Regions from separate parts of the Homo sapiens genome. Here all the other regions are linked to region 4. A link is a contact called in ENCODE Hi-C or POLR2A ChIA-PET data. All regions are on one chromosome and are shown on one strand. The core of a region is the stretch at or near the end of the contact, and the rest is flanking DNA. Distances in the headings are between cores, read along the strand shown.

What was found. Hi-C counts contacts between places; a loop is a spot of excess contacts on that map. ChIA-PET counts read pairs that join two places held with the same protein, here RNA polymerase II (POLR2A). Pooled maps may share reads with other maps.
Region 1: a loop to region 4 is called in a map of CD8-positive, alpha-beta T cell, with 12 times the contacts of the local background. The contact joins the promoter of DCPH1 here to the promoter of SCAF8 in region 4. A Hi-C loop is called at or near these places in 2 of 168 maps with a recorded cell type or tissue (CD4-positive, alpha-beta T cell and CD8-positive, alpha-beta T cell), 1 of 37 single-sample maps with no recorded cell type and 8 of 50 pooled maps.
Region 2: a map of naive thymus-derived CD4-positive, alpha-beta T cell shows a loop between it and region 4 (10-fold over the local background). The contact joins the promoter of SOD2 here to the promoter of SCAF8 in region 4. A Hi-C loop is called at or near these places in 1 of 168 maps with a recorded cell type or tissue (naive thymus-derived CD4-positive, alpha-beta T cell) and 7 of 50 pooled maps. POLR2A ChIA-PET finds 5 or more read pairs at or near these places in 1 of 52 experiments (naive thymus-derived CD8-positive, alpha-beta T cell).
Region 3: a map of naive thymus-derived CD4-positive, alpha-beta T cell shows a loop between it and region 4 (23-fold over the local background). The contact joins the promoter of ZBTB2 here to the promoter of SCAF8 in region 4. A Hi-C loop is called at or near these places in 1 of 168 maps with a recorded cell type or tissue (naive thymus-derived CD4-positive, alpha-beta T cell), 2 of 37 single-sample maps with no recorded cell type and 12 of 50 pooled maps. POLR2A ChIA-PET finds 5 or more read pairs at or near these places in 2 of 52 experiments (OCI-LY7 and naive thymus-derived CD4-positive, alpha-beta T cell).
Region 5: a loop to region 4 is called in a map of naive thymus-derived CD4-positive, alpha-beta T cell, with 7 times the contacts of the local background. The contact joins the promoter of SYTL3 here to the promoter of SCAF8 in region 4. A Hi-C loop is called at or near these places in 1 of 168 maps with a recorded cell type or tissue (naive thymus-derived CD4-positive, alpha-beta T cell) and 7 of 50 pooled maps. POLR2A ChIA-PET finds 5 or more read pairs at or near these places in 1 of 52 experiments (activated CD4-positive, alpha-beta T cell).

What each region holds. Positions count from the first base shown.
Region 1 is chr6:151,449,077-151,454,404 of GRCh38, reverse strand. It overlaps DCPH1 (damage control phosphatase 1), which reads right to left and starts at 1,939. Exons shown (of 5, transcript NM_024573.3): 1 at 1,819-1,939. The coding sequence starts at 1,859. RMND1 (required for meiotic nuclear division 1 homolog) reads left to right here and starts at 2,279. Exons shown (of 12, transcript NM_017909.4): 1 at 2,279-2,389. RefSeq lists a silencer at 1,582-1,701 and enhancers at 1,862-2,311, 2,502-2,551.
Region 2 is chr6:159,689,197-159,694,490 of GRCh38, reverse strand. It overlaps SOD2 (superoxide dismutase 2), which reads left to right and starts at 1,250. Exons shown (of 5, transcript NM_000636.4): 1 at 1,250-1,346; 2 at 1,628-1,830. The coding sequence starts at 1,324. RefSeq lists silencers at 48-217, 898-1,187, 1,388-1,567 and an enhancer at 1,938-2,007.
Region 3 is chr6:151,390,065-151,395,335 of GRCh38, reverse strand. It overlaps ZBTB2 (zinc finger and BTB domain containing 2), which reads left to right and starts at 3,777. Exons shown (of 3, transcript NM_020861.3): 1 at 3,777-3,916. It overlaps LOC124901232 (translation initiation factor IF-2-like), which reads right to left. Exons shown (of 3, transcript XM_047419613.1): 2 at 4,864-5,271; 3 at 1-4,631. The coding sequence ends at 3,732. RefSeq lists an enhancer at 2,892-3,764 and silencers at 3,746-3,805, 3,816-4,205, 4,286-5,215.
Region 4 is chr6:154,730,525-154,736,288 of GRCh38, reverse strand. SCAF8 (SR-related CTD associated factor 8) reads right to left here and starts at 2,873. Exons shown (of 20, transcript NM_014892.5): 1 at 2,359-2,873. The coding sequence starts at 2,388. RefSeq lists silencers at 2,101-2,700, 2,851-2,970, 3,001-3,240 and an enhancer at 2,337-2,840.
Region 5 is chr6:158,647,515-158,652,636 of GRCh38, reverse strand. It overlaps SYTL3 (synaptotagmin like 3), which reads right to left and starts at 2,583. Exons shown (of 18, transcript NM_001242394.2): 1 at 2,559-2,583; 2 at 795-884.

The sequences.
Region 1 (5,328 bases), core at 690-3,189, 3.3 Mb after region 4:
TTAAGACATAAGAAAACCTGGAAAATTCGCTGGTATGTCATGGAAGCCAAACTGTCTTGGTGCCTCTAATCCCAGATTCTCCCATGGAGTCTGTTTAATCATTCTTATCTTTCCTATTCTATTGCTTTTATTTTCCTAAATCAGAAACTCGCTTAGCAAAGTGATAGGATAGGGAATGGATTAGCTTAGAAATCAAACAGGCTCTTGTCCCAGGTCTACTATCTGCTAAGTCACCTGCTTAGAAAGATGAATGAAGCAATGCATCTAAAACCACCTAAAGGGTCTAATGTGCTTGAACAACATAAAGAATTAAAGGTACTTTTAAGCCTGTTTCTCTCCATTCTGTCTATTTTCTAAGTCAATTTTAATTATTTTCAAAAATTTTCCCCTTCTCTGCCTTCTCTATCTGCACAATGGACTCCTTCCATCCTATTCTGCCCCTAAGCAAATGAAGGCGTGCTACTGTCTCTTCCCACTCAAAAAATCAGAGATTTTATAGAAGTGTTCAAGAATGAAGCAAGCTGGAGATGAAGAAAAACTTATACCTGCATTAAAAAATTAAAGATATTCTTGATTTTATTCATACAAAACCCAAGATTTACAGATTATCATTTTATATCATTCTAAGGAAATACATGATACAGGTAGAAAAAAAGCTTTATTTGGTGGAGAAATTCTGTGCAGTTTTAAATATAGAGCACAGAGCTTAGCTGACTAGTGTTTTTATCTCCAGATCACAGGAGACAATTGTTAAATTACTAGATTGTAACTTGGGTATTTCTTCAAAAGGTTTCCTCAAATGATAGCTATAGAACTTTAAGAAAAAAACTGCACACACTTTCCGACTCTGTGGTGCTTTCAGTACCACCCAAAACAGTGATTAGGTTTTAATGCGCATAATAACTACGTTGATCAGAATTTAATTTTTAAAAATCATTAATAAAAGAAATCACTAATACCTCAGAGGGTGAGCAGGAACATTAAATCAACTGTCACTTGAATTTTCCCAGGCAGTAGGTATAGTAAGTCCTTTTTTGAGATTTTACTTTAATTGGAAAGTATTACTGTTTTCCTAACTACTACATTTCCTGCACCTCTGGAACAAAGTCTCTGGCCAGGACTGGAGTGAGGCCAGAAGCCCTAGGGCGCAAAATTGAAGGAGATACTCTCTATACTTGCATGACCTGAAACAGTGACTGCCTCAATTTGGGGCCATTGGCGCCACTTTGTTGGCCTCAACCTACTTTCTGCCCAGGTTTATTTTCTTCAAAGTGTTCTCGTCTTTTGCAATATTTTGAAGTAAGGACAAATTTCAAATATAAATTTGGCCATTCGATTTATGCAAATGGATGTTATTTGCACGGTCACCCACAACTTTACCCAAGAATCAGTAGCGTGACGACTATAAAGCAAAAAACTAGACAGTTCTTACTGTGAGATTACGATTTGATCAACAACAGGGAGAAACCCGTTTCTTAATAGCGCTGAGATCCCCAACTCTTACGCAGAATTTTAACGCCCCCAAAGCGCGTCTATTAAAGTGAATAAATAAAAAGTGACCGCCAGGAACAGACCGCGAAGCTGACCCCTGTCCTGATCCTTACGAGCAGCCGCCGCGGGCAGGCTCCCTCCCCGGGGCCGCCTCCCTTCGCCTCCGAGCCAGTCCGCGAAACCCGCAAAGGCGCCCCGGAAAGCCGCGCCCGGCGGCGGGACTCGAACGCAGCCCACCGGGGAGCGGGCGCCCTCCGCTTAGTCCCCACAGGCTCCCGGCGAGGCCCGGCTTTCCGCAAAAGTGGGGAGGAGAAAAGCTAGACTAACCCCACGTCCTGTCCTGAGAGAGACGCCGGGACGACAGCCATCACTTTCCGCGATCCCGGCCGCAAAGCTCGGCTGTTCAATCGCCGCAGAAACAGAGGCGGTACCGCCGCGAAGGAGGAGCTGAGAATGGGGGTGGTGTGGCTTTAAAAAAAAAGTGCTTTTGAATAAAGAAACTTTATTTGGTGCCCGATCAAACGGCAAACAGTGGCTCGCCAGAAGACCCAATCTTCCGGGGACGAAGGCGGGGCCAGCGGAGGGCGACTAGAGGAGCGGATATGGAAGCGAGCGAAAGCCGGAAGCAGGCAAGGGACCGGGAGGTCCCAGGGCCTAGGGAGCGGAAGAGGTCGCGGCGACGCGGCTCACGTGGTCAGACAGTCACGTGGCCCGAGTTTCTCCCGCTAAGTGGGACCAGAGTTCAGTGCGGCTGCGCAGTAGCGGGGGTGGGCGGGAGCGCCCTTCCAGGAGATGGGTTGGCTGCAGTAGTGAGAGGCTGGGGGTGCGGCTCTTTCCCTGCAGTCCTGCCGAGGAAGCGTGCGTCCCTGGCGCTTCCTTCTTCTCTTCCGGCGGAGAGGTTAGTGTATTGCCTTTTCTTTAGCAGCTCGAGTGGTCCGGCTTGGAGGTCTGCGCCCTGGCTCCTGGCCGCCCGGAACGTGTACAGTTACGGGTTACGCCAGTGCGGCTGTGACCCTTTGCCTCTTACCGTGATCTTTGGTCAGCTTAGCTGGGAGTAAAAAGCACTCAATTAATGAACCCTTTTTTTGAGCCAGTGCACCGCGGTAACTGTAGAAATCGATAAAATAATTTTGAGTTTGAGGAATTGAACGGCATACTCCCAAAGATGAGCGCCACTTAGCTCTCGAATCGTAGCCTAGCTGTAATCGATTTTCTTAATTGGTGTAATTGTTCTCTAAAAGTTGAAATGTGCCCGGGAACTGAGTAACTGCCTTGTATTTCATTTTAAAAATTCGATCGAATGCCTACTATGTGCTGGGCGCTATTGTCAGGAGATATAATAGGAAAAAACACAAATCCGTATCCTCAGGGAGCTTCCATTCTGGAAGGAAGACACAAAAATCTGCCCTTTCCTCTTATTTTTTTCCTTTAGCTTTGTGTCTCACGTATTTTACTGATTTACCTCGTTTTGTCTGTCACTCCCAATGCAAGGTTCAAAAGATTCAAAAGATAGGATTTTTGTCTATTTTATTTTCAGCTGTATTGTCAGCAACTAGGACAATACCTGGCACATGATAAGAACTGAGTTCGTTTGCAGTATGAATTAATAAACTAAAAATTAAAGGTGTGCAAGTGATGTTAAACAATGGAGAAATGCAAAGTGGAGGAAGATAAGAGAATGGATGCTGGTTGTGTTTTTTTTTTTTTTTTTTTTTATTGATCATTCTTGGGTGTTTCTCGCAGAGGGGGATTTGGCAGGGTCATAGGACAATAGTGGAGGGAAGGTCAGCAGATAAACAAGTGCACAAAGGTCTCTGGTTTTCCTAGGCAGAGGACCCTGCGGCCTTCCGCAGTGTTTGTGTCCCTGGGTACTTGAGATTAGGGAGTGGTGATGACTCTTAACCAGCACGCTGCCTTCAAGCATCTGTTTAACAAAGCACATCTTGCACCGCCCTTAATCCATTCAACTCTGAGTGGACACAGCACATGTTTCAGAGAGCACAGGGTTGGGGGTAAGGTCACCGATTAGCAGGATCCCAAGGCAGAAGAATTTTTCTTAGTATGGAACAAAATGAAAAGTCTCCCATGTCTACTTCTTTCTACACAGACACGGCAACCATCCGATTTCTCAATCTTTTCCCCCCCTTTCCCCCCTTTCTATTACACAAAACCGCCATTGTCATCCCGTCCCGTTCTCAATGAGCTGTTGAGTACACCTCCCAGACGGGGTGGTGGCCGGGCAGAGGGGCTCCTCACATCCCAGTAGGGGCGGCCGGGCAGAGGCGCCCCTCACCTCCCGGACGGGGCGGCTGGCCGGGCGGGGGGCTGACCCCCCCACCTCCCTCCCGGACGGGGCGGCTGGCCGGGCGGGGGGCTGACCCCCCACCTCCCTCCCGGACGGGGCGGCTGGCCGGGCGGGGGGCTGACACCCCACCTTCCTCCCGGACGGGGGCTGGCCCCCCCACCTCCCTCCCAGACGGGGTGGCTGGCCGGGCGGGGGGCTGACCCCCACCTCCCTCCCGGATGGGGTGGCTGGCCTGGCGGGGGCTGACCCCCACCTCCCTCCCGGATGGGGTGGCTGCCGGGCGGAGGGTCTCCTCACTTCTCAGATGGGGCGGCCGGGCAGAGGCGCTCCTCACATCCCAGACGGGGCGGCGGGGCAGAGGTGCTCCCCACATCTCAGACGATGGGCGGCCGGGCAGAGACTCCCCTCACTTCCTAGATGGGATGGCGGCCGGGAAGAGGTGCTCCTCACTTCCTAGATGGGATGGCGGCCGGGCAGAGACGCTCCTCACTTTCCAGACTGGGCAGCCAGGCAGAGGGGCTCCTCACGTCCCAGACGATGGGGGGCCAGGCAGAGGCTGCAATCTCGGCACTTTGGGAGGCCAAGGCAGGCGGCTGGGAGGTGGAGGTTGTAGCGAGCCTCGATCACGCCACTGCACTCCAGCCTGTGCACCATTGAGCACTGAGTGAACCAGACTCCGTCTGCAAACCCGGCACCTCGGGAGGCCGAGGCTGGCAGATCACTCGCGGTTAGGAGCTGCAGACCAGCCCGGCCAACACAGCGAAACCCCGTCTCCACCAAAAAAGTACGAAAACCAGTCAGGCGTGGCGGCATGCGCCTGTAATCGCAGGCACTCGGCAGGCTGAGGCAGGAGAATCAGGCAGGGAGGTTGCAGTGAGCCGAGATGGCAGCAGTACAGTCCAGCTTCGGCTCGGCATCAGAGGGAGACCGTGGGGAGAGGGGGACCGTGGGGAGAGGGAGAGGAGGGAGAGGGAGAGGGCTGGTTGTGTGTTTTTAATGTAGTGGTTGGGGAAGGCTTCACTGGGTAGAAGACATTTTAGCAAACATCTGAAGGAGGTGAGGGTGTGAGCCTTTCAGATCCCTGGGAGAAGAGCGTAAGGAACAGCAAGTGCACAGATCCAGAGACCAGAATGAGGAGCAAAATAAGCAAAGGAGAGTGCTGTCAAAGTGGTGATAAAGGACAGATAATGTAGTGCCATGCAGGCCATTCTGAGGGGTTTAGCTTTTTTTTTTTTTTTTCGTTACAGAATCTCACTCTGTCGCCCAGACTTTAGTGCAGTGGCGCGATCTCGGCTCACTGCAACCTCCACCTCCCGGGTTCAGGCGATTCTCCTGCCTTGGCCTCCCGAGTAACTGGGATTACAGGCACCCGCCGCCACGCTCAGCTAATTTTTTTGTATTTTTAGTAGAGACGAGGTTTCACCATGTTGGCCAGGCTGGCCTCGAACATCTGACCTTGTGAATCACCCGCCTCGGCCTCCCAAAATGCTGGGGTTACAGGCGTGAGCCACCGCGCCAGGCTTTTTTTTTTT
Region 2 (5,294 bases), core at 1-2,500, 5.0 Mb before region 4:
AGCCCTTCCTGTTGTGAAGCCAAGTTCAGGTGGTTCCTCTTCGCCTGACTGTTTTCCCATTCCACTTACCGGAAGCCTAGTCATCCTTCGGAGGGCTGTACGGGGGTTGCAAGAAGCAACGGAAACGGTTCAGCACCTGCTACCTTCCATCATATTCTTTTCAATAAAGGGGCAACTCCCGCCAATGGCAGTGTAGATTTCCTAACCTCTACACATGGAAGATTCACACCATTCAGGATTGTTGTTTAACTGTTGAGAGAGCACTTGATACTTAACAGCTTACTAGGCTACAAGACAGCGCAGGAAAGAATCCTCTGTTGTCCTTTTATGTTATCCTGAACAGTTGGTTCACAGAGTTACTGTAAACACACAAAACATGACTGCCAGGGCTTAGTAGTGAGGAAGGTGGGAACTAGTCCTGACTCAGTTAACTGTGCCCAGGAGAAGCTGCTTAACCTCAAAGGATTTCACTATTACTAGAATCAATAATACCAACCCTAGGGGTAAAAATAAAGATAAATGTGTGCAAATCCTGCCTGCAGTCTCGGGCACGTCGTGGGTGTCCAAGAACTGTTCTTAGGCAGCCGGTGGGGACAAAGTCTGTGTGCCTCCTGTCCTGGAATAGGTCCCAAGGTCGGCTTACTTGCAAAGCAAGGGTACGGCGCAAGAGTACTGAATACGGGTTGGAAGGGCGCTGGCTCTACCCTCAGCTCATAGGCCGGCTGGGCGGCGCTGACCAGCAGCTAGGCCCCGTCTTCCCTAGGAACGGCCACGGGGGCCCTGGGAGGGTATGAATGTCTTTTTGCAGTGAGGCCTCTGGACCCCGCGGCCCCCCGGCAGCGCAACCAAAACTCAGGGGCAGGCGCCGCAGCCGCCTAGTGCAGCCAGATCCCCGCCGGCACCCTCAGGGGCGGAGCCGGAGGCAGGGCCTTCGGGCCGTACCAACTCCACGGGGGCAGGGGCCGCCTCCCTTCGGCCGCGCGCCACTCAAGTACGGCAGACAGGCAGCGAGGTTGCCGAGGCCGAGGCTAGCCTGCAGCCTCCTTTCTCCCGTGCCCTGGGCGCGGGGTGTACGGCAAGCGCGGGCGGGCGGGACAGGCACGCAGGGCACCCCCGGGGTTGGGCGCGGCGGGCGCGGGGCGGGGCCCGCGGGGGGGGGGGGCGGGGCGGCGGTGCCCTTGCGGCGCAGCTGGGGTCGCGGCCCTGCTCCCCGCGCTTTCTTAAGGCCCGCGGGCGGCGCAGGAGCGGCACTCGTGGCTGTGGTGGCTTCGGCAGCGGCTTCAGCAGATCGGCGGCATCAGCGGTAGCACCAGCACTAGCAGCATGTTGAGCCGGGCAGTGTGCGGGTGAGAAGAAAGGGGACCCGGTCACGGCCCCAAGGGCGAAGGGGCTCGCGGCGGGCAGGGCCTCCGCGGCAATGGCGACAGTGGCCGCACCGGGCCTGGCGGGACCGGGGCACCTGCAGGCGGTTCTCCCGGGAGTGCCCGGCGCGGCGGCTGGAGCGGGGATCCGCAGGGAGGGGACGCGGGGACTCGGGGGACGCCGCGCGCTGCCGTTCCTCGGCAGCCCAGCCTGCGTAGACGGTCCCGCGGCGCTGACTGACCGGGCTGTGCTTTCTCGTCTTCAGCACCAGCAGGCAGCTGGCTCCGGTTTTGGGGTATCTGGGCTCCAGGCAGAAGCACAGCCTCCCCGACCTGCCCTACGACTACGGCGCCCTGGAACCTCACATCAACGCGCAGATCATGCAGCTGCACCACAGCAAGCACCACGCGGCCTACGTGAACAACCTGAACGTCACCGAGGAGAAGTACCAGGAGGCGTTGGCCAAGGGTAGGTTCCAGGCTGAGCGGCGGGAGGCAGTCCCCGGCAGAGGCGACCCCAGGGAGCCAGGCCCCATACGGACGGGCCTCTCCGTGGAGGAGAACTCGCTTCGTATTTGTACCGGTTCCGAGTTTTCCAGGCACGATAGTCTCTCTTTTAAACACATGGTCTACCTCATTGTAGAAGGAGTGCCTCGATGGGTTTGAACACACTTCTGTCATCTCAGGGAACTTGGGGTCCTGCGAAGGAGCTTGCCTTACTGTTGTGAGCCACATTCCGTTACACATATTGCCAGCACTGGTGAATTGTAGGGCCTGAAAAGAAAGCTCTACTGTGTCACTCGTTTTTTTTGCAAATTGAAATTGTTCTTGTTGTATAATGTGCTTTGGGGAAATGTTTGGTCTCTCAGGTAGGTGTGCCAGCCGTTTGCAGGAGGGCTGAGAGCGCCTGTCCACTGGTGGCCAGACATCATCGGGTCCGCAGGTGTCTCTGAGTGTCAGGGTCACCTCCTGATAGAAGTGGGAGTGGTGTCTTACTGCCAGGTCACACTGAAGGTGGGAGACAGGAGGACACTACTCCGTGCTAGGAACCATGGTCCTTGTCATCTTCCTGAGAGCAAACGGGGTCGGGACTCCAGCCTAGGACTTGGAGACTCCCTGCATCCCCAGCTACCCTGCAGGTGAAACTTCACTGAGCCCACTTGACTTCAGGTGGGAGAGGAGGAGGCACACCGTTGTGGTGTGCGTTACCAAAAAAGCAGTAACCTAACTGTGGAACAGTTCAGGATCTTTAGACTTGATACTTTTCTTGATTTCCCTTAGGGGTCAAAGTTCACAAGGAAAATAGCCCTTTAGTGGGAAACTGAAACAGGCTTGTTTTTATTTACTATTTACTCATATTTGTAATGCAATTAAAATATATGTTGTTAACTTTTTTTTTTTTTCTCAAGAGCTCGGTTGATAAAACCAGGGGTATGTGGACTTTTTGAGTCTGTGCCTTTTGGGGGTGTGTATGGGAATGTTATGTTTTAACGTTTTTTACAAAATAGTATTGTCTTTTTAATTTATTCGTTAGTGGTTTGCACAAGGAAGATAATCGATAGTCATGTTTTTTAGACTCTCTGTATTGCTTGGTAAGCTACGTAGTAAAAAATGTTTACTTTTCCTTAAATGTTTTGAATTTCGGGGTTATGAAATTTGTTGAGTAATTTTTAGACAGTCACATCTTGTTGACTGGAGGCATCTAGTGGAAAAATGCAGTATTTCAGCCTGATTGTGTTTGAAGTAAATGATTAAAAGAGGAGGAAGTTACCACATTCTGGAAGATTTACTTGAGACAGACGAACCTTGAATTACGGGAAAAGGCCCCGTGATTTAGGAAATAACAAATTTGGGAAACATGTAATGGGGAGAGACTGGGGAATACCCCAGTTGTGAAAGTACTTCCTGTAAGGCAACATCTGACACCAGGAACCTTTCTCTTCAGTATTTTAAAAACAACTTAATTTCAGTCCTTTACTTGTGGAATCAGAGCCTTACTTATGTAATACAACCCACTGGAAAAAAGCTTTTTATTGTATTGTACTATATTGTTTATAAGTGATTGAGTACCTGCAGAGCTTTCTTTTACTTAAACATATTTTAAAAATTATTAAAAAGATTTTCATGTTTGAAAACTTGGGGAAAAAAGATAAAACAATGTCATAATCTCATCACATTTAACTGACTAATATGAATATTTTTCAACAAAAAGCATTTGACTTTTATTATTATTTGAGGCAAAAACTAAACTGAAACCAAATAAAATGTTGAATTTCAGAAAAGTGTTCTTAAAAGCAGATATTAAGCCCTCAATTTTTATTAATTTTAAAATGAGTAAGCAAACTGTAAGATGTTAAGATTATTAAATTATCTCTCATTAAGCATGTATCTTTCCCATTTTAAAAATTCAGTTACTATTGATTTATTAAAAAACAATAGAAAAGTTACATCTATTTTTAGAGTGACTCTCAAGAAAATTTAATAAGGGAAACACAGATCTATAAAAAACTGTTTGTAAACCTAACAAAGGAAAAAAAAAGTTGGTGTCTTTAAAAAACCCTTTGAGATTAGCTGTGTATTCAGATATCAGTTGGTTCTCTCCTTTCTGAATCGCTAAACAACTGGAGCTTGTTTCAGAAAGCAGCATTGTCTACGTATGTTCCTTTTAAAAATTTTTTTTTTAATTCTGTCTAAAAAAAACAGACGGGGTCACACTATGTTGCCCAGGCTGCTCTTGAATTCCTGGGCTCCCCTATCCACGCACCTCGGCCTTCCAGAGTGCTGGGATTACAGGTGTGAGCCACCGTGCCTAGTCAGACATACTTTTTTTTTTTTTTTTTTTTTTGACGGAATCTCAGTCTGTCCCGCAGGTTGGAGTGCAGTGATGTGATCTCGGCTCACTACAACCTCCGTCTCCTGGGTTCAAGCAATTCTCCTGCCTCAGCCTCCTGAGTAGCTGGGATTACAGGCGTACGCCACCACGCCTGGCTACTTTTTGTGGGTTTTTTAGTAGAGACAGGGTTTTTCCATGTCGTCCAGGCTGGTCTGGAACTCCTGACCTCAAGTGATCCGCCCATCTCAGCCTCCCAAAGTGCTGGGATTACAGGCGTGAGCCACCTCACCTGGCCTTGTATGTATGTTTTTTTCTTTCTCTTTCTTTTTTTTTTTCTGTGACGGAGTATTGCCCTGTCGCCCAGGCTGGAGTGCAGTGGCGTGTTCTTGGTTCACTGCAACCTCTGCCTCCTGGGTTCAAGCCATTCTCCTGCCTCATGCTCCTGAGTAGCTGGGATTATAGGCACGCGCCACCATACCTGGCTAATTTCTGTATTTTTAGTGAAGACAGGGTTTCACCATGTTGGCCAGGCCGGTCTTGAAATCCTGACCTGAAGAGAGCTGCCCGCCTCGGCTTCCCAAAGTGCTGAGATTACAGGCGTGAGCCACCGCACCCGGCCCAGACATATGTTCTTAACGTACACTTTCAGAACAGCAGTTGAGAACTTTTTCCAAAATGTAAGCTCCTTGAGAGCAAAGCTCTCAGTGGGTCTCTGTGTCCTTTACTTTGCTTCTCTTGGTATCTTGTGGATAATATGCACAAAATATTTATTAAACAAGAGGATTTCCATTTTTTTCTAATATTAATAGTTCATTTAGTCTGTAGCTTCTTGAAGGCATAGAAAAGACTATTTTATTTTGCCTACTTATTTGGCAAGGTACCCATGCAGTATGCCAGGAGTTACAGGGCCTATTGAGAAGGAGTAAAGGGTCTGGGAGGGGTGGCAGGGAGTTGCTAATTCATGTATGGTGGCTAGAGAAGGCTTCACTGATGGGGTTGATGTTTCAGTGGAGACTTGAAGGAGGAACAGGAACGCAGCATGAGACTGTCTTGGGGAAGAGTGTTCAGCAGAGGCAGCAGTGCTCAGCTAGCCTTGAGGG
Region 3 (5,271 bases), core at 2,528-5,027, 3.3 Mb after region 4:
ATCAACTTTAAAAAAATGAAATAGAAGATAGCAGAGTACATCACTCTTAATACAAGTACTACTTCGTAAAAATTTTGTTTGTTTTACATGTATGTCTATACTAGGTGCAATTTAAAATGTGTTTCTTACAACCACAGCTGAAAACATTAAAACCCACAAGTCTAACCAGTAGGTTTAAAACAAAAAGCTCCCTAAAGCATAGGGAGTTCCTTGAGGGACTCTCATCTCAATAACAACCAACTATAAAACAAGCATTTTCTATAAACTTTATGACCAAACCAACGAAATGTAAGACACTCTCACAATACATCTTTTCCTATGTATATGCTAAGCTTGATACACAACACACAGGGCATGGTTATCTGCCCTAGAGTTTAATGTCTAACATGTAAAAGTACGCCATTTTCCTAATTTAAGACATTACTCAAAAGGACTTCCTTCATAAAATTAGTGAAAAATGCTGCTTTGGACTCAAACCGCATTTATTTTTTCCTACTATTATTTTTTTTAAATCAATGTTAAATTCCACCTTCAACCTAAGCGCGCGCACACACACACACACACACACACGAGATCTAGTACTATTAAATTTTCTGAGCTGGGCACAATGGCTCACACCTGTAATCCCAGCACTTTGGAAGGCCGAGGCGGGTGGATCACGAGGTCAGGAGATCGAGACCATCCTGGCTAACACTGCGAAACCCCGTCTCTACTAAAAAAAAAAAAATACAAAAAATTAGCCGGGTGTGGTGGCGGGCACCTGTAGTCCCAGCTACTTGGGAGGCTGAGGCATGAGAATCGCTTGAACCCAGGAGGCAGAGGTTGCAGTGAGCAGATATCGCGCCGCTGCACTCCAGCCTGGGCGACACAGCGACACCTCGTCTCAAAAAAAAATTTTTTCTGCTCATTGTCCAAGTCTCACTGGAACTATCCTCTTCGGAATACAAGCAAGTGCATATTTTCATGGTTGTGTCTCAGCAGAACACAAATCAAAACTTTCAGCAACACCAGACTCTGCAGAATATTCATGTATAACTTTTGATGAATCCACTCAGATTGCTTGCACTGTGATTTTCTTTGAAGTAAAAAGTGTTAAAACTATTTTTGAATTCCTAATTTACCAGATTCTCAAAATACCAAAATAAATTGGCACATAATTAAACAGCGATTTAACTTTTTTTTTTTTTTTCCTTTTTAGAGACTCTGTTGCCCAGACTAGGGTGCAGTGATGCGATCATGGCTCACTGCAGCCTCGAACTCCTGGGCTATATGCGATCCTGCCACCTCAGCCTCCCAAGCTGAGACTATAGACCCACACCATCACGCCTGGCTAATTCTTTTTTTCTAATACATGGGGTTTTCTTACATTGTCCTGGCCGATCTGCAACTCCTGGGCTCAAGCAATCCTTCCGAAAGTCCTGGGACTACAGGTGTGAGCCACCACGCTCAGCCTTTTTTTCCTTATTACTGTACTAGGGACATTTGTGGCTTTTCCACAATGAGACTTAGTAGAGAAATGACAGCTTCCCTTGGCCCTATCCTGAAATACACTAACTAGCTCTTCTCTGCCAGGGCTACCGTTTTCTCCCTAACCTTTGCAGATGTATGTATCCATATAAATGTTTCTATTTCAACAAACTGTAGAAAGTATACAGTCTGTACAGCTCCCCTTATAATGCTATTACCTGATGATCCTGACTACAAGTTGGAATTATCTGCATACTTGGCAAAATTCAAGTGTGGCTGCCTATGCCTCGAGAGAATGAGCAGCAAACCAGCCCAGTCCTAAATTCGAATAGCAGCTCTTAAAGAGAATAGGATGCTCTTGATAGGCTTTCTTTAGGACTGATATTCAATTTCTGGGCTTACCCCTGGGTTTATTTCTACAAGCCTATATAGAGTGTAACGCTAGAAAATATTCAGTGATGTTAAAAATAAGCATAGTTACTTTGACTCAAGACCAATTACTCTACACACACAGGCAAATTTCTGCCCAATGGTCTCAAGTTTAGCATTAGTTTTGCCCACTTTTTCTTTTATTCTTAAGTCAGTTTCACTCTTCACATGAGCACTCCACCAACACCATAAGGTTGAAAATTTTCAGAATGGAATTCCAAAAGAATTAAGAACCTACAGATCTCTAATTACAATTCTCTACAAAACAATCAACATCATTTTAGTTCCCTAGTAAGATGAGACAGACCTCAATACTCAAGCCAATCCAAGGAACCAGGCACCAGTCTGAAGGCCAACTTTGATATTCCAGTGACAGCGGTGCAGTAGAATACTTAGATCAGGGTCAGAATTTGGTTTTGGAGGCAGACATTTACCCACTAAAGTCATTTATCTAGCTGATCAAAAAACAGGAAAGTTCAAAGCGAGTATACACTGAATCTATTATCCATTTGAGAGCCACTGAAGCTACACAGCTGCTTATTTTGTCTTCAAAGAAGGAATTAGTCATCAGTACCTGCAGGTATAACTGGATTTCTAAATCAAACTCAGATTTTTAGGAGGGACACTTCTATGTATTAAATTGTCTTAAGATGGTAAGCTTGCCTTAAATGATTTGTAAACTATGTGCCAGGCATTGTGCTAGTGGTCAGACTGTGTAAACCAAAATGGGTTAGACATCACAACCAAGTTAGCATGCCTTGAAACCAGAGTATCCTAGAAACTGCTGCCTCCACTTCCTTAGGAATAAAGCCATATCCTTTCTAAATCTCAAAAAATCCTAGATGTGTAAAGAAATCATTAAATTCTAGTCCTCAAAGGACTGTATTTCCCCAAAAAAGACACGGATTCTAGAAAAATGGCAACAACCAAAAAGTAAACTTTAAAATGTTAAAAATGACCATCAGGAAATTCTAACTTCCCTGCCATGTTTCCGTGTTTCAGGATCTCCCCGTTAAAAGATTTTCCACACCTCTAAATCTAACAGAATAGCCAACTCTGGAATCCATACCTCAAAGACCAAAACCTAACAGGAGAATAAACTGTTCTCTTAACAAACATGCGTTGCAGACTTTCATTTTTGGGGGGGCCAAAACTTCAAAAACGAAAATCGTTGCTGAAATAACCATGAAATTCAACCCTAACAGAAACATCTTACGCCGCTCAACTCATCTGCAAGGTAAAGGAAGCACCTCTGCCTCTGTGCACGCTACAGGAATCTGTACTTCAGCATGACTTTCAGTTACCATTGGTGACACAAAGATACTGCTGGTTTACAGTATCTCCCCGGTTCTAAAGGCCACTCCATTTCAAGTCTTAAAGATTAAAACAAACACGAAAAGTCAAGGGACAAGGGTAAAGGCCAAGAGATCTCAAGCAGAAGCCGGCAGAAGGATACGAGCAGTGGCTCTCCATCTCTACCCCGAGCATCTCAAGGACTTGTGCTACCTAAACACTTTATGTAAACAAGGGGCTTGTGACTCAGGCCTCCAGCCCCAATAGGTGGAGAGAAGTTTCCTCGCCTCGGCTGCACATGGTCTGCAGAAGTTTGGCTGGAGCAGAGCGCGGAGCCTGGGTGGGAGCGGCAGTGGAGTGCTGCAGGCGGCGGCGGCGGCGGCAGAGCAGCAGGAGGCGGAGGCGGGCGGGGGGAGGGGAGCGGCTGGGGGGGGGGCGGAGGGGGCTCTTGCCGCCACTGCTCTCTCGCCGCCTCTCCCCCCCGGCGGGAGCCGCTCGCAGCCTCTTTGCACTAGTCTCTCCGCTCTCTCGGTCATGTGACCTTAACGTAACCGGACAGGAAAAGCCCCGCCGCCGCCGCCGCCGCCGCGCCGGAGACACCGACCGCGGCGGCAGCAGCAGCAGCAGCAGCGAGAGGCAGAGGCGGCGGCGGCGGGGAGGACAGCACGGCCGAGGCTGCCCAGAGGCGCCTCCTCCACACCCCCCGCCGCAGCAGCACCGGCGACAGGTAAGCGCGCACCGCCTCCGCCTCCCGGGGCCGGTGCCCACGTGCCACCCCCAGCCCAGGGTCCGGGAAGGCGGTGGGGGGGCGGGGGCCACCGGAGCTCGCAAACGGTTCCGGCAGAGGCGGTGGCAACAAAGACGACGAATGACCCTCGTACCAGGGCTACGGGTGCAGGCAGGCGGAAGGCCCGGGCCACTCGGGGACCCGGTTCTGGGAAGCGAGGGCAGGGGCGCCTCGCGGGGGCGGCGGCGGCTGCGCCTGGCGCCGGGGCTCTGGCCGCTTGACAAAACCATCCCCCGGAGCCAGGCGGCGGCGAGTCGGCGGCGCCTCCATCCGGGGTTTTGTGGGAGGGGGAGGGGACGGAAGCCGAGAGGGCGGGCGGCGGATCGGAGGGAGGGTGGGAGGGAGGAAGGGGAGGGGGGCGATTCGCGTTCGGTTCCCCGTGGCCGGTCCCTCCCTTCCCGCCGCCACCGCGAAGTGCGCCCTGGGCGGCGGCGGCCGGTGAGCGTCCCGCGCTGGAGCCCTCAGAGGCGGGCCCGTCAGGTGCGTAATCCTTCCGACGCCTCGCCGCCGCCTCCTGCTGCTGCCGCCGCTGCTGCTTCGGCGGCAAGGCCGCGAGCTGCGGAAGTGGGTTTGGGGGAGGGGAGGGAGGAGGGAGGGGGAGGGGAGGGATCCGGTCCGACCGGAGCAGGCCCGGCCTCTCTGGCGCTTCTCCCAGCTGCAGCGGCTCCTACAGCTGCTGCCGCTACTGCTGCGGCTCCGCCTCCCGCTCGCGGGCGGGGGCGCGCACGCGCGCTTCCGGCCTCCTCGGGTCTCGCGCTGTCTCCGGCTCTCGCGCGCGCTCATCCCTCTCCCTCTCTCCCTGTCTGGGCCACCCCCGCCCCCGGCGCCGGGGCTGTTGCGCCGGCCGGGGCGTTGCGCACGGCGTAGGCGTCGGCATTGTGTTAAACTCCGCGGGACTTGGGGCGAGCGCGCGCGCGCACGCGGGACTGAGGGAAGCGGCGAGCGTGCAACGCGGCCGGAGTGCGTCGCCCCTCCCTCCCCCTCAGCCCCTCGGGGACGGGGACAGGGAGGGGGCGGGGCCGGCGAGACCGGAGGGGGCCAGAGGGCCCCGGCGCCGCGCCCCCGGCCCCGCCCCGGGGCGGGTGGGACGAGGTGGCTGTTGCGGCGCGCTCAGGCGGGCGGGGGACGCGTCGGCCTCTGTGGCGCCGCCCTTGTCGCCTGCTCGCTGAGGCTGCAGGCCGGGCCCCAGTCCCGGGTACGGAGCGTGTTGAGCCGGCGGCCTCCAGCTTCCGCCCGACGCGCCATCTGCGCCTGCGATACAGCCCGGTTTGGCCCCGAGCGCGCTGTGCTTTCGG
Region 4 (5,764 bases), core at 1,624-4,123:
CCAAAAAAAAAAAAAAAAAAAAAGTCTTGGATGGCCCTTTGAGGGGGAGGACCACATTATTAGGAACCCCCCCAAAGACAGACACCCAACAAAGTGTGTGTGGGGAAGAGGGTGGCGGCGGGAATTAAATCCAATGAGGGCAAAAAACAAAACAAAACGAAATCCCCCAGGCGTGGTGGCTCACATCTGTCATCCCAGCACTTGGGATGCCAAGGTGAAAGGACCGCTTGGGCCCAGGAGTTCAAGAACAGCCTGGGCAACATAACAAGACCTCCTCTCTATAAAAAATAAAAATGACGGGCATGGTGACACTGGCCTGTAATCTCACCTACTTGGGGGGCTGAGGTGAGAGGAGGACCCCTTGGGCCCGGGAGGCAAAGGATGCAGTGAGCCAAGATCACACCACTGCACTCCAGCCTGGGTGACAGAATGACACTCCTCAAAAAAAGAAAGATAGCTATGAAAAAAAATGAAACACCAGGCGCAGTGGCACACGCCCATAATCTCAGCACTTTGGGAGGCCAAGGCGGGTGGATCACTTGAGGTCAGGAGTTTGAGAACAGCCTGGCCAACATGGTGAAACCCCATCTCTACTAAAAATACAAAAATTAGCGGGGCGTGGTGATGTGCGCCTGTAATCCCAGCTACTCGGGACACTGAGGCAGAAGAATCGCTTGAAACCGGGAGGTGGAGGCTACAGTGAGCTGAGATGGTGACACTCCAGCCTGGGTAACAAGAGCGAAACTCTGTCTCAAAAAAAAAAAAAAAAGAAGATTCCCAAGTCTATTGCTCTAATTTATCAATGTTAAAAATAAAAAATGTAGTATTAAAAAAGAAAATGCTTTCCAAAAAAAGTTATGTATCACTGCTATTGAAAATAGCCCAAATATTATCTACCGTTTAGCCTCTTAGCTAAGATTCCCAAATACTGTTTTTCTTTTTAAAGAAATTAAAACAAGATAAAACTATGCAACGGCATTTAAAAGTACTGTCCTATTTGGGCCGTCACAGCAAAAAGCCTCGTATTTTAAGAGGTAAATATTAAAGATACTCTTTAACAATCATAGTATCGAATAAAGTATTGGCACTTTAAGAGTTCATAAAATTTATGCTAATTTAGTTACCAGCATAATTACACTTTTTCTTTTTCTTTTTTTTTTTTTTGTAGACAGAGTCTCACTCTGTCACTGGGCTGGATTGCAGTGGCGCAGATCTCGGCTCACTGCAACCTCCGCTTCCCAGGTTCAAGCGATTCTCCTGCCTCAGCCTCCTAAGTAGCTGGGATTACAGGTGCCTGCCACTACGCCCAGCTAATTTTTTGTATTTTTAGTAGAGACAGGGTTTCACCACGTTGGCCAGGCTGGTCTTGAACTCCTGACCTCGTGATTGGCCCGCCTCGGCCTCCCAAAGTGCTGGGATTACAGGCCTGAGCCACTGTTCCCGGCCATAATTACACTTTCCAAGGCGTACGGGTAGGGATACTAATGCTGACTGTGCAGATGTGTACTTGCTATGTTTGATGTTTACATTAAGGCCTATTGAAGTCGGAGTTTAAAAAGAAATTGAATACATCAAAACCTGTCTTCTTCCAGACTAGTAAATTCAACTACACAGTGAAAATGGAATCTGCTTTTTAAAATCTTGTTTGACACGTGAATGAACCAGCGAGAAATGTTTCCCCCATAATCTTCCATCTCTCGATGCACAGATCTCTCCCTACCATTTGTCTTTATGTCGTGATGGATTAGAAGAGGAGCGAGTAAAAATAAAAGATATTGCAGAATAACCTTTGCCTGCCTACCAACCATCCAATTAGCTCAAGTCCCTAGCTGGCAAATTACCTAGTCAACAATGCCTCAATTATAAACACTACGTGTAACGTGACCACAGATCAACACCCCGTAGGTTCATTTCCCCCACCGCCCCCAATCGGTGTTAGCCTCAGTGAGGACCCGGGAAGGTCTGGAGAGTCATGTCCAGCGTCCACTTAAATCCTCAAAGGCCCAGGAAGGAGGTGGGCGGGCCAGGCCTCGGCGGAACTGACCTCGAGGGACCTGTCGGGAGTCTCCGGGTGAGGGCCCAACCGGGTCTTTCCCTCCGAGCTCGCAGCCATTCCATAGGACGCCGGAGACGCCAGAACCTCCCTCCGCCCCAGGGCGGCCCTCCCCCAACCCTCCTCCCGGACCCGGGGGAGGGGCACCCAGAGGAGAAACACCCCTCCCCCACGGGCACTGCTAGGCCACCGCTCACCCCACCCTTAAAAAACCCGCAGGCCCGCGCCCACCCTCCGGGCCCCGGCCTCGACCAGGGGTGGGGGCGGTGCGGGCAGGAGCAGGGGAACCCGGCTGCCATACCAACCTCGCTATTGAAGGTCTTCACGGCCTCCATGTTGTCGCTGCGGAGGCCCCGAGCCCGGCGGCGGAAGAGGCGGCGGCCACTGCACTGGGTGGGGAGAGCGAGACGCGGGCTGCTGCGTGGCCGCGAGGAGGGGGCGCTGGCGGGAGAGCGGGCCGCTGCGACCTCGGGGCGGAGTGGAAGGGCACGCGCTGGCGGGGAAGGGCTCCCTCAGCGGCAGAGCGGCACCGGCATGGCCGCTAGGGCGGGGGGAGCGCCGTTCTAGGGAACAGAGGCGCTGCCGGGGCGGGTCGGCGGCGGGCGGGGGAGGGGCTGGGCCGCGGCGCCTTCTCTTCTCTGCCCCGCTCCGTTTCGGTCCCCCTCCCTCTAGCCCCTTCCCCTACACTCTCCACTCCCTTCTGCCCCTTCCTCCGACGGGCTCCTGTTTCACCTCCCCGCCGCTCGGGCCGCAGGAACCAGCCCCGCTCGGCGAAGACAGAGGAGGAAGCGCTGGCAGCAGCGGCTGCGGCATCCAATATGGCGGACTCGAGTCGGGCCGCGCAGTTCGGGGATCCGCGGCGCCGGCTAGCGCGCCCCCTGGCGACTGGACCGTGCGAGCCCCGGCGGCCGCGCGGAAACCATCGAGCGCGCTGGGGCCAGAGCGTCGCCGCCCGTAGGCCCGGCTGGGCTCCGCTGCCCTCGCCTTGGCTCCGGGGCCGCCCGCGCCTCGCCCCCTCCCCGCGCCCCGCGGACGCGGGAGTGAGCGCTGCGGCATCCGGGGGAACGCCGCGGCGGGTTTGTACAGCAGGAGGAGGCAACTCCAAAGCGCGGCTCTAATAAGAGCCTAAACGTGCCCAAGAAGCGGCAAGTTGAGGAAATGTGCGCGTTTCCCTTGTTTCCCGGTGGATTGGTCCTTTTGCACAAGCGGCAGGGTTTAGTTGCTTTTCACAACTTTACTGGACAGTGCCCTAAACATCCGCAGCCTTCGCCAAGAAAAAGTTCCTGGTCATCTATTTAGTAACTGAACTCAATTGTTTTAACTGCACAGGGAGGGAACATTAGAAACCAAAGCCTTGGATTCGGGTTGGGGCAGGCGGCGAGGGAAACAGGCATGCAGCAGCTCCTTGCAGGAAATGCCCGCTGCATAGGATCCAGGGACTGGAGTGGCACAATGAGCGCATTTGTCTGCAAGGCGGGAAGGGGACCCTAGAATGCACAACACTTGAATAGGTGAAAAGGGAACCCGTCTGTTTCGGAAGATGAATTGTTCTAAAGGAATTTTGCCCTAGGATACTTGGAGTAAAGGTAAATACAGTATTTCTTAGATGGATTAGGAGATGCTGCTAGTAAAAAGCCTTCTCTCTCGTGCAGCGCAAAATAAGGTACCAATTTAAAAATACTTATCGATGTTAAAAGATAGGGATGTATCGTGGAACCCCGAACACTGCTGTCCTCTTGTTGAAAGTCATTTTTCAACAATCATTCCCAAATTCACTCAAAGGGAGAGAGGAACATAAGGGCAGGATCGTACTTTTGGAGAGTTTTGGAATCAAGGTAGTTCCTAAGAGCTGTGCGCAGAGCCCCGTGAAACTGGGAAAGTAAGGCCCTTCTTGAGGTTTCAGAGCCTTCATTCTACTTCATTGGCAGCTTTAGTATAGGGCCTGGCTACTGAGAAGGTAACAGGGATAACTCACCAAGTGCTTTTATATTTACTTTCAAAATCTCAAATTCTGTCACAGATTTCTCCACCGTCTCCCATCTTCAGGCCTAGCCATGATCTTTTACTGACACTTGCAGTAGCCTCCTAACTGGTCCCTTGCTTGTCTTCCTACAGTTCATTTCCAGACAGTAGCCGAGGGATGTTTTTCTTAGATAAATCAGATCAGGTCACTCCCTTACTTAAATCCCTTAAATACTTTCTCATTGCCCATTTGATACCATCATAACTTCTCACCATGGCCTGAAGGCCCAGCCCAGCCTGCCGCAGCTCACACCACCTTCCCTTGCTCCCTGACTCTCCTCCTGCCACACTGGCCTTTCTGTTACTTGACAAGAAGCAGTGTTTTCATAGGTAGGACAATTGTGTCTCTTCACACAGGGTGCTGTTGCTCTTGTCCTTTCCATAGCTGACTCCTCCTCCTTCAATCTTCCTGAAAGAGGTCCCCTAATCACTCCATCTAAAGGAGCATTTACTGTGGCTTGAGAAAGTACTGCACTCAGTTCTGTGCATGCCAGGTTCTCACAATCAGAAGTCACTGCTTTGAGGCCGGGTGTGGTGGCTCTCGCCTGTAATCCGAGCACTTTGGGAGACCGAGGCGGGTGGATCACCTGAGGTTAGGAGTTCGAGACCAGCCTGGCCAACATGGTGAAATCCCGTCTGTACTAAAAATACAAAAAAAGTAGCCAGGCGTGGTGGCACGCCCTTGTAGTCCCAGCTACTCGGGAGGCCGAGGCAGGAGATTCGCTTGAACCCGGGAGGCGGAGGTTGCAGCGTGCCGAGATCGCGTGACTGCACTCCAGCCGGGGCAACAAGAGTGAAGCTCTGTCTCAAAAAGAGAAACAAAAAAGAAAAGAACGGAAAAAAAAGGCGCTGCTTTGGCCTGTGAGGGATTATTTATTAGGTCATACATGAAATGAGTGTTGATGGAATTACTTAGGCCTGAGAAATTAAAATGCAATACAAGCTAAAGGATAAAATCAGTGGTTAACATGCTTCACAATTTGATTTAATAAAGCTTCCGCATTCAGAATGGTAACAGAGGGCATAGTTTGATCAGGGTAAGCAGAGGGGGAAGATACAGAGAGCAGCCTAAACACAATCTTTTTTTTTGCGGGGTGTTGGGGCGGGGCTGGACGGAGTCTCGCTCTGTAGCCAGGCTGGAGTGCAGTGGCACGATCTCGGCTCACTGCAACCTCCACCTTCTGGGTTCAAGCGATTCTCGTGCCTCAGCCTCCTGAGTAGCGGGGATTACAGGCACGTGCCACCACACCCAGCTAATTTTTGTATTTTTAGTAGAGATGGGGTTTCACCATGTTGGCCAGGATGGTCTTGATCTCCTGACCTTGTGATCCGCTTGCCTTGGCCTCCCAAAGTGCTGGGATTATAGCCGCGCCCGGCTTTTATTTTTTATTTATTTATTTTTTGAGACTGAGTTTTGCTCTTGTCGCCCAGGCTGGAGTGCAATGACGCGATCTCGGCTCACCGCAACCTCCGCCTTCCGGGTTCAAGCGATTCTCCTGCCTTAACCTCCCAAGTAGCTAGGACTACAGGCAACCGACGCCACGTTCGGCTAATTTTTGTATTTTTAGTAGAGACGGGGTTTCACCATGTTGGCCAGGCTGATCTCAAACTCCTGACCTCCAGTGATTCACCCTCCTCGGCCTCCCAAAGTGCTGGGATTACAGGCATGAGCCACCTCGCCCAGCCTAA
Region 5 (5,122 bases), core at 1,334-3,833, 3.9 Mb before region 4:
GGAGGTGGAGGTTGCAGTGAGCTGAGATCGCGCCATTGCACTCCAGCCTGGGTGACAGAGCGAGACTCTGTCTCAAAAAAATAAATAAGGCCGGGCGTGGTGGCTCACGCTTGTAATCCCAGCACTTTGGGAGGACGAGGCAGGTGGATCATGAAGTCAGGAGATGGAGACCATCCTGGCCAACATGTTAAAACCCTGTCTCCACTAAAAATACAAAAAAATTAGCCAGGTGTGGCGGCAGGTGCCTATAGTCCCAGCTACTTCGGAGGCTGAGGCAGGAGAATGGTGTTAACCCGGGAGGCAGAGCTTGCAGTGAGCTGAAATTGCAGCCACTGCACTCTAGCCTGGGCAACAGAGTGAGACTCTGTCTCAAAAAATAATAATAATAAAATAAGTAAATAAATAAACAGGCTGGGCTCGGTGGCTCACACCTGTAATCCCAACACTTTGGGAGGCCGAGGTGGGTGGATCACCTGAGGTCAGGAGTTTGAGACCAGCCTAGCCAACCTGGTGAAACCTCATCTATACTAAAAATACAAAAATTATCTGGGCATGGTGGCAGGCACCTGTAATCCTAGCTACCGGGGAGGCTGAGGCAGGAGAATCACTTGAACCTGGGAGGCAGGGGTTGCAGTGAACCGAGATCGTGCCATTGCACTCCAGCCTGGGCAACAGAGTGAGACTCCATCTCAAATAAATAAAAAAAAATAAAAATACATAAAAATAAATAAATAAATAAATAAAACATTAGAAGACTCACACGTGGGCTTGAATCTATAAAACTTGAAGCCTACCTGAGAGAGGACAAAGTTGAACAGGCGCTTTCTCTGAAAGATCACTGCAATTCACCGCTGATTCCGAGTATTCTTTCTCATTCGGGGAGCCTTTTACCACCCAAAAACAACAAAAAATATTACTTTAGAATCAGAAATAGGAATTCATGACTGAAATAGGAAGCCATGGCATTCATACTTTAAACTTGACCTCTTTGTATGGAAGAGCAAAGAAATGAGAATTAATATTATTATTTATTTATTTATTTATTTATTTGAGATGGAGTCTCGCTCTGTCACCAGGCTGGAGTGCAGTGGCGCGATCTCAGCTCACTGCAACCTCCACCTCCCGGGTTCAAGCAATTCCCCTGCCTCAGCCTCCTGAGTAGCTGGGACTACAGGCGCCCGCCACCACACCCAGCTAATTTTTTTGTATTTTTTAGTAGAGTTTCACCATGTTGGCCAGGATGATCTCGATCTCTTGACCTCATGATCCATCCGCCTAGGCCTCCCAAAGTGCTGAGATGACAGGCGTGAGCCATCACACCCGGCCGAGAATTAATATTATTATATCCTTCTAGGTACTACTCACAATTGTTGTTATGCTTTCTGTTGTGCCAACAGCTACTATTTATTTAGCTCTTACTCTGAACCAGATAGTTTAAGTACTTTGCATACATTATCTCTACTAATCCTTATTGCCACATTATGAAGTAAATGTACCCATTCTACAGATGAGGAGAGTGAGTCTTGGAGTGATTAAGTAACTTACCTAAACTCACACTCTAAACTGGGTCTGTTTAACTCCAAAACCTTATGCTTCATTTAGGCAAAGCAGCTAAGTTAGAATCTCCAACTATCTTGGCTAAATAATCTTTTCTACACCAATTCTAATTTCTTTTTTTCTTTTTTTGAGACGGAGTCTTACTCTGTTGCCCAGGCTGGATTGCAGTGGCAGGATCTTGGCTCACTGCCACCTCCGCCTCCCAGGTTCAAGTGATTCTCGTGCCTCAGCCTCCTGGGCAGCTGGGATTACAGGTGCCTGCCACCACACCCAGCTAATTTTTGTATTTTTTTTTTTTTTTTAGAGATGGGGTTTCATCATGTTGGCCAGGCTGGTCTCAAATTCCTGATCTCAAGGGATCTACCCACCTTGGCCTCCCAAAGTACTGGGATTACAGGCGTGAGCCACCGCACCCAGCCCAATTCTAATTTAATAAATCTTTAATATCTAATGTGCACTTTCCTCTCATAGTCTCTTTCTTACCAAGCAATTTAGAGATTAAGGAAGCTTAATTAAAAGAAATTTAAATTAGACCCTAGCTAACTTTTTTATAATTCCAAAATGATATTTATGTTCCACCTCCAAACGAGAAATTACGGATGATCAAAACAATAAAGTCGATTCAGAGAGAGCAAAATAGTAATAAACTGTAAGTATAAGAATTTGCAAACCAAAGAAGAAAGCAAATGACACTCTACCCTTTAAAAAAAAAAATCACACCATATAGCTTTTGGATAGTGTTTTTCTGTTTTGTTTTGGTTTTTAATTAACTCTGAAGTCACTTCCACCATATCACTTAAATCATTATTATCTCAAATGTTAAATGTATGTTATTCAATAAAATTACAAGATATCTTTTATCTAATTTATTATGTTTTGTTTCCTACCTTTTCAATGTCATAAATTTAAGAAAAGTTACAATAACTATAATCTCTACCCACCCCACTCCCCCACTCCTAAAACGACCTGCTGCAACGGCCAGCCATGCCTTCTCATCCTACCTTCGCATCTGCTTCAAGAGAAGAGACCAGAGCCGGCTCTGCAGAGAAGGAAGTCAATTCTTCTTGTTAGAGTAACTGACGTATTTCTCTTCCCTTCCTGTCGGGCACAGGCTGACGCAGTGCACCCTGTGTGGCCAGCCTTACATGCCTCGGTGGCTACTCCCACATCACTAGGGACCCAGGGAGCAAAGCCACCCCAAAACCACATCAAGGAGCTCTTCTATGCCAACATTTTACATTTTTAGCTGGAGGAAAGACCAGGCTGATGCTGGTGAAATGTTTCACCCTTCCTAAGGAAACTCCCTACAGAGACTACAGCCTTCAAATATTCAAATGTTCTCACATTTGTGAAGGGTTTCACATTGACTTCAGTGTAAATGACTAACCACATCTCAAAGAACAGCTATTAACTCAAGAATAATTTACAAGAAAGGGGGACAGCCAGGCCAAGAGCGATGAAGATTGTAATGAAATCACCAAGGGGAACCTTCAAAATGCTGTGCGTGTACTAGGTAGTATTACTCAGCACCGTGAAGTGTCCCTGCCCTGCTAACTCAGGCATGGCCAAGGACTTGCTCTGGAGAGCAATAAGACAATGAAGTGTGTGCAAAGGTGCCACGTGCCACGTAGGCTTGGCACCTACCGAGCCAGTACTGGGGCCACCATTCATTCTCTTTCCCTTCTCTTTCCCTTGATGACTCCAGACACAGGCTGCTCCAGCAACCTCGTCTCAGCATGGAGAAGACATGAAGCAGAGCCATGGAAGATCCTTGATGGTCATGGAGTGTGAGTGGCAAATAAATGTTTGCTGTCATCAACCACTGAGAGTGTAGGGCCATTTGTTTCTGCAGCTAACCTAGCCTATTCTGCTGATGTAGTGTGTAGTGTTTTCACAAACACAGAACTGAGCACCAAACTATTTAATAACTACTATAGCATGAATATTTACCCATTGGAACAAATGCCAGCGGAGGCCCTGCTATACCACGAGTTATCCTTTAGTTATTGGATCTTGGGGATGAGGTCCCAGGGAAGGGGCTGCAGTCACCAGGATTGAGAGGAAGAGGGACCCAAGAAGCTCAGAGCAGCCACTGTTTCATGGGGTACAGAGGTATTTCAGCACAACTGTGCCTCCGCTTCCCAGCTCAATAGCAGATCTAAATATAGGCACTTCTTAGCTAATCTCTTTAGCTTTTCTCAGCACAGGACTCTCACTTTAGATATGTGTCAGCCAGAGTTTCTTTTCCTTTACAACATTAAATTCCTCAGCCATGAGTGTTTCAACAGCACCCTCGTCCTCATCGTCTTCTTCTGTTACTATTATTTTGACTCAGCATGATCTCATAGTAACACACTTCTTGGCACAGGGGAAGAAAGGAAAAAATGGAAAATCCACAGGATGGCATTTGGACTATGAAGGGCTGCAGATTATAGCAGAACAACACTGCTGGATATTATTATTATTATTATTTTTTTTTTTTTTTTTTTGAGACCGAGTCTCGCTCTTTCACCCAGTCGGGACTGCAGTGGCGCGATCTCGGCTCACTGCAAGCTCCGCCTCCCGGGTTCACGCTATTCTCCTGCCTCAGCCTCCCGAGTAGCTGGGACTACAGGCGCCCACCACCGCACCCAGCTAATTTTTTGTATTTTTAGTAGATACAGGGTTTCACCGTGTTAGCCAGGATGGTCTCGATCTCCTGACCTCGTGATCCGCCCGCCTCGGCCTCCCAAAGTGCTGGGATTACAGGCGTGAGCCACCACGCCTGGCCTATTATTTTATTTTTTGAGACGGAGTTTCGCTCTTGTTACCCGGGCTGGAGTGCAATGGCGCTATCTCAGCTCACCGCAATCTCTGCCTCCTGGGTTCAAGCGATTCTCCTGCCTCAGCCTCCCAAGTAGCTGGGATTACAAGCATGCACCACCATGCCTGGCTAATTTTGTATTTTTAGTAGAGATAGGGTTTCTCCATGTTGGTCAGGCTAGTCTCGAACTCCCGACCTCTGGTGATCTGCCCACCTCAGCCTCCCAAAGTACTGGGATTACAGGTGTGAGCCACTGCGCCCAGCCACTGCTGGATATTATTGATGTTATTTATTGATGTGACAGTTCATTGATTGCTATGATTATTAGGCCCACACTTGCTAAATAAAGGTATTGGCAGCTCCAGTCCCACAGTCTGTATTCAAGAAATTTGACTCCAGAAAAGAAAGGTGATTGCACGCAAACCTGCCAACCTATCACTAACCTCCAAATTGAAAAACAAACCTAAGATTCACTCCACTGACTTACTGCATAGAAACTAAACATTATTCTAAAATATGGCAGAATGCCAAAGATTCATGAGCAGTTACGAGTAAAGGTGTCTGAGCTCCAATGCTTCTGATGGACATCCATTCGTGGCAGATGGAAGGTGCTGGAAATGGCATCTGGTGAACTGCCAAATGTCTTAACGATTTTAAATTCCTTAGCCCTACAGACTACATCAGTTGGGCAGAATATAATACCACATCACTGCATTTTTCCAAGCACTACAACATCACATAAGCCTAGAGAATTCAAACCCT